Regions from separate parts of the Homo sapiens genome. Here region 2 is linked to region 1. Evidence: chromatin loops called from intact Hi-C (ENCODE). Cell type or tissue: endothelial cell of umbilical vein. All regions are shown on one strand. Links, peaks and the distances in the headings refer to the core of each region. The heading gives the core; the rest is flanking DNA. Region 1 overlaps WDR25 (WD repeat domain 25). Region 2 overlaps RTL1 (retrotransposon Gag like 1).

Region 1 (2,907 bases), core at 228-2,727:
ACCTGGGGCCCTGTGGGACTGGCCTTCGCCTGGTGGCGTGAAGTGCTCCCTGGGCCCTGCTGGCAGAGTGGCAGCTTGGGTCACTTTTGCCTGGGAAATTTAGATTTCCTAAACAGAAGCATCCCCATGGTAGTTTTTGAGCAGAGAGCACCTGAGTAGAGGCATTGATTTCTGGCCTTGTGGAGTAGACAAATGTGCCAGGCACGGTGCCACTGGGGACGTGGGGGGAGAGACGTTTCTGCCCCCATGGAGGGGAAACTGTGAGCAGCCAACTAACTGTGACACCTCATGACCAGAAGAGGGCGCAGTGGGCCCAGCTTGGAATGGCAGTGAGGGTGGCTCAGACTGAGGGACTGTGGTAGGAATGCCCTGCTCCTGGGCGATTCAGAGACCTGGGTCCGGGTCTGTGGGGCTGCCCTGGGTGGGGCCAGGCGCCGCAGCTGTGCCCGCCTGTCCCGAGGAGACTGTGTGTGCTGCAGGTGATGACACTGGCATGGGCCCCTTGGGCTGCCAGGCAGCTTCTGGGGAGCCCCACCCACTGCACTGTGCACCCTGGGTTCCTTCCCAGGGCAGAGCACATTTGCTGTCATGAGGTTGGGCCAGGGTCAGCATGGCTGCTAGGGTTGGCATCTCCTGACCCTCTTTTTTTACTGTGGTGTCGTGAACATTAGGGCTTTTATAAGCCATAGATACAAATGGTGGGCCAGGGCCCTCTCTGTTTTAAGATATTTGTCAGTTTTCAGTGATGGGGTTATTTGGCAAATTGGTTTTGGGCAAATTGACTTTGAACAACTTTTCAGTGTGAAGAGTGTATGGCAGGGGCTGGAGGAGCCAGGATGGGAAGACAGATTGGGAACCGGCGGGGAGCCAGGCAGGAGCTGTGGCCAGAAGTCCCGGCTGAGGCCTCAGGCTTGCTGGGCCACCAGGTTTGTGCGTGGCCTGGCTGGGAGGCACATGGTGTTCTTTTCCCTCCTTGGTGTCAGAGGTGGGGCAGCATGGCAGATCTTGGGGACCTGGTGATCTGGGGAAGGCAGTGTGTGGGTGTGGGTGGTGGGTCTGGAGTGGGGATAGGGCCTCGGGCACAGGCAGGAGTCCTGGCTGGCTGCAGCCCAGTCCCTGGAGGAGAGGAAATGGTGGGTGCAGCATGGAATGAGCTCAAAGAGGCGGGTGCAGCAGTACACCCTTCCCAGGGTGCTTTCCCCCTGCCTTTTGGTTAAAATCTGCCAGTGTCTTCTGGGCCCCTGCTGGATCAGGAAGGAGGGAAGAGCTTGGGGGCTGGGTGACAAGACCTGCTTGGGTCCTTCCTCTACGGCCAGCCCCTTGGTTGCGTGGTCTCTGGCAAGTTACCTCACTTCTGAGCCTTCATTTGAGTATCTATAAAGTGGAGAGAATTAAACATGCCTCGCTGGGTTTTTGTGAAAAGTAAACGATATTAGTTGTGAATCACCAAGTGCAATGCCTGGCACATAGCAGGCACTTAGTGTGTGCTCGAGTTCCTGCTTTTCCCCAAGAATTTCCTCCTTTCCTTGACTTGTGCTCATGTCTTATTTTACGTAAGTAGCCATGGAAGCATATCAGCTTCACCTACTAGACTTTAAGCTTCCTGAGCCAGAACCCATTTTTATATTCCCCAGCATCTGGCACAAAATTGTGTACATGTTAAGTGATCGATAAAAATTAAAACAAATTTTTTGGATTTTATCGCAAGCCTTTGGGAAGGGATTGTCTTTTGAGTGGATAAATCATATTCGCCACTAGGGTGCACAGTAAGACTTAATATAAGCAGCTCATCCAAGCTTCTAGAATGTGGAAGAATCCTTGATTCAAGGTAACATTTACTGAAAAATGATTTCTTTCTGATCAGGAGAAAAACAACACAGTCCAACTTATTAATCTAAAGAACATGGAGTGCCAGTTCCTTCATATCCTTAAAACGTAGCTTCGGAATTCATACATTTCAACTGGACACATTACAGTGGAAAGATACTTATTTTAATATGTTCTAAATGTTCTGTGAGCTGTAAAATATGCTTTTATTAGTTTTGAAAAATTTACAGCTAGAGAAATTAAGTAAAATAAAACAATGACTCATAATTCTGCACCGCTGCTCTTTCCTGACGATCCCTTCCTCCCCTTGTCTGTGAACGTGCTTGTTTTTTTCATAGCTGTGATCCCAGCACGGATACCCTTTTATATACTCTTTTCATCTCCCAGTGAACTCTTTTGGCTTAACGTGTTTGAACACCCACTGCACGTAAAGGTAGAAATTCAGACTTTGATGCCTTTTTTTGAAGGAAAACATGTACGTGGCCTGCGTTAACCAAAAACACAACCAGCCGTTATTGAATGCTCCCATGTACAGAACCCTCTGCCAGGCACTGAGAGGGAGTCCCAAAGGAATAAGACCTTTGGGTGGGTGACAGAAGACCCACCAGGGACCTTCTGTACCTGTATGAAAACCTGCAGTTCTGAAACACAGAAGGTTTTTAAAGAAAATATATGAATTAGATGTTGTTTATTTGCTTTACAGAATAATTTGCTCTAGAAATTCTTTCAGTAACAAGCTTCCTTAAAATACTTTGAAAAAAAACCTTTTAATTTTTGACCATGAATGTAATAGATGCTTATTGTGAAAAACTTTAATGATGCAGGAAATATGAAGTATGAAGGAGAAACAGAAATCATTGATAACTCCCAACCCCAAGTCAGTGCCTCATTAACATGAGGGGCCTCCCTGGTCGGGGGCCCTACATTCCTATCTGTTTACATAATTGGGCTTATTGCATAGTATGTGCAGTTTTGAATTCTTCCTCTGCTGCCCAATCTTCTGTAACGTGTAAGGGGAATTTTTCTACCTTATTAAAAACTTTTCCCCAAATATATTTTTATAACTGTCTCAAGTTTCAT
Region 2 (2,907 bases), core at 197-2,696, 520 kb after region 1:
TTTCCCAATTAAAGGGAATGTTTTGCATTTTTCTAGAATTGATGAAACTGGTCAACTGTTACTCACCCTCCTTCCTTTGTCCCTTTCTAGGAGCCCTGGGCTCCCCCAGTGTTGCCTGGGTCTGACTTTGCCTCAGTGAAAACTGCCTCGAATTCTTTCTTGCACCGATGGGCAGATGGGCAGTGTCGGAGGATCGTGTCATCTGTCCCGTGGCGCTGGGTAAGTCTGCAGTGTTGTAAAGCTGCAAACACCCTTCTGGGTGGGGCTCAGGCTGGCACCCCCCCACTGCCCCAGCCTGCGCTATACCACGTTCCCCTGATGCTTGCCTTGTGCCGGGCCCCAGAACCCAGAGTCATGGGGTCCACAGCGCGGGAGTAGCGTCTCAGTGTTGTGAGTTCTGGGGATGAGGTTCGGGGTATGATTACAGCTTGGAAATGGCTGATTGCCATTATGGCTCCTCCTTGCCAGAGGTAAACGGGTCTGGTCCCAGAACAGGAGGAGGACATGTGATGACTGGAGTAACGATGAGGGGCTCTGGGGAAGGACAGGGCTGAGAGCAAGTGCTGGGACCTTTGGGACCGAGTCATATTCTAAAAAGAGCACAGGCTTTGGGGGAGAGGAGCTGTGAGGCCAAGGCAGCATCCCCCTGGGGAGCTTGTCAGGAGTAACAGGAGCCACTGGCAGTGTTTGGGCTTTTGGTCCCTTTTTTTCTCTCCCAGGGGAAGGGAGAAGGAGGCATTGCAGGAAGCCAGCCACCCTGAGCACAGACCCAGCTACAGAACAGACTTGAGCTGCGTGTCCTTGGCAAATCCCCAAGTGTTTCTGTGCCTTGGTTTCCTGATATTAAAAAAAAAAAAAAGGACTCATAATCTCTCTCACACAGGGCTATTGAGATCTCAATGAGGAAATAACGCAAATAAATCATCCAGCACAGTAGCCAACACGCAGTACCCAGCAAAACTCGGTAGCTCTCCCCATCTTACCCCGTCATGAAATGCTTAACCCCCTCCCTGAGACGGGCAGCTGCTCCCTTTCAGGGCAGGGAGACCCAACAGAGGACAACACAAATGCCAGAGAGAGTGTGAGGGGCAATAAAAGCTGATGCTCGCCTCCCTCCCAGACATCTTCCCAGGGAAAAGTGTGCTTTCTTGAACACCTGGGGGCCGGGGAAGGGGCTGCCCTACCACTTTGAATCGGGTTTCCCGAAAAGTTTGGTGAGAGTTTATTTTTATGTAAATAACATATAAAAAGTCAGACTTCTCCACAGGCAGATTTTTTGAGGCTCATATTTTACAGACTTTGGCAAGGGTCACTCGGAAGGAACAGTGGTTACAGTCTCCAGAGGTTCATAATTCCTGGAAAAACTTCTGGCCAAACCTGACTTCTCCTAAATTTCACAGAAAATTCTCCCTGGGCTGGGCTCAGGCTAAATGAGCTTTTTGTGTGTTAGTACAGCCTTACCTAGTGGAAGCATGACTTGCACGTTGCCCTTTACACAAAAGGGAACCTCCTCGGCCGCTGTGAACAAAGGCTCCGCTCTCCGAAATGTTTGATTTGTTTACTCGGGAGCGTGAGCCTGGTCAGGCACATGTCTGATACTGGGGCTATTTCTCTGCGGCCATATGTAGAGCTGTCCAGGTCTCTGCAATTTAACCCTGCGCTTCATGCCAGAATCCCATTTCCTAACTTCCTCAAGCAACGGGGCAAGGGAACCACAGCAAAAAGGAGTGTAGGGGGAGTGTTCCCTCCGTGTCCGGCAGGGGCTAAAGGGCTTGCTGCCCTGTGGCGTCTGCCTCTAAATAGGGATTTGGGTCGGTGACTTTTCACATCTACACCAAAGCCCTTCAGAACCCTTTCTGCACCACCAGCTATCCTGAACCAGAAATCCCTGTTCACAGAATTTCCCATGTGGGTGCCTCTTGTTCTGCACCCTGCATCGCGCCCCCTCCCCCGTTTATGTAAATGACACATGTAAATGTCACTCTCCCAAACATTTTCACACCTGCAGCTTCAAATCAACCTTTTAATAGGTTAAAACAACAGCACCAACAAAAACCAACAAAAACAGAGGCTCCCGAGAAACAAACAGTTTTTCCCGAAGGGCTTGCAGTGCCTAACTGAGCTGCCAGGGCCGTCTGTCTGTCTGTTAGCCAGGAAGGCAAACCAGCCTGCGCACTCCACCTGCAACACGATGCTGCCCCCCCACGGCGGGTCGGAGCAGCTGTGGCGACCCCAGGGCTGACAGATTGGGTTGTCAGGAGCAGGACAATGAGGCTGCAGTGAGGATGGGCTCCATCCTTGAATGACTCTGCCCTCCTTGAAATTTTTCTGCTCCATGGAGGTGCATCTCTGCCCCCGAGGACCTTGGGCATTTCACAGACAAGGAGCCCTGGCTGGCCTCGCAGCCATCCCCCATATGCACACACGCACACGCACAGACATGCGCGCACACACACATGCTGAGTGCCTGCACTGGGAGCATAAGGCAGAAAACTCCTTTGGAAACTGCAGAACAGAGCCTTGTCTAGCAGAGGTCCCCTGATAAAGGTCCCACAGTTCCTGGGAACTGAACCCCTGTGAATGGGCCAGGAGAGGCAGCTCCCGACTCCCGTGTGGGCTGCATTCATCAGCAGGCCGGCACCCCAGCCCTGTCACTGTGTGAGGAGCTTTCATGAGTCCACTGAACATGTAAGTCACAGTCTGGCAGCTGGCTGCATCTGTGGTTGCTGCTCAGCCTCCAGAAAAGGGCCCCTCAACCTGCCAGACCTCCTCGCTCCTTCCACTCACTCTGCCAGCCTGTTGCCCCAGAGAGGACACAGGCCAGCCTCTGTGGGCTCAGGAGCCAGGGCAGGTGCTTGGCCACTCTAGGTGTTCTGGCCCTCAAGAGGGGAGTTGGCAGCAGGACAG

What was found. A loop is a pair of places that touch in the nucleus more often than their neighbours do. Peaks named below come from ENCODE experiments on the same cell type or tissue, not always from the same donor. Only the 100,000 strongest peaks of a DNase experiment are listed, where the experiment ranks them.
Region 2: a loop joins it to region 1, with 6 times the contacts of the local background. A loop is called at or near these places in 9 of 110 quality-filtered maps.

The regions. Positions count from the first base shown.
Region 1 is chr14:100,383,568-100,386,474 of GRCh38, forward strand. The region is part of intron 2 of WDR25 (WD repeat domain 25); the gene reads left to right. Among named protein-coding and RNA genes, the nearest start is that of WDR25, 8.5 kb to the left of the region's middle. In endothelial cell of umbilical vein, for the core only: CTCF peaks have their summits at 303 (motif pointing right) and 1,787 (motif pointing right); DNase peaks (open chromatin) are centred at 314, 1,604, 1,844, 2,034 and 1 weaker place; H3K27ac peaks cover 1,498 bases.
Region 2 is chr14:100,898,867-100,901,773 of GRCh38, forward strand. All of the region lies in intron 2 of RTL1 (retrotransposon Gag like 1), which reads right to left. It overlaps MEG8 (maternally expressed 8, small nucleolar RNA host gene), which reads left to right. Exons shown (of 51, transcript NR_146000.1): 5 at 91-219. Among named protein-coding and RNA genes, the nearest start is that of SNORD112, 2.4 kb to the left of the region's middle. In endothelial cell of umbilical vein, for the core only: CTCF peaks have their summits at 1,730 and 2,174; DNase peaks (open chromatin) are centred at 845 and 1,585.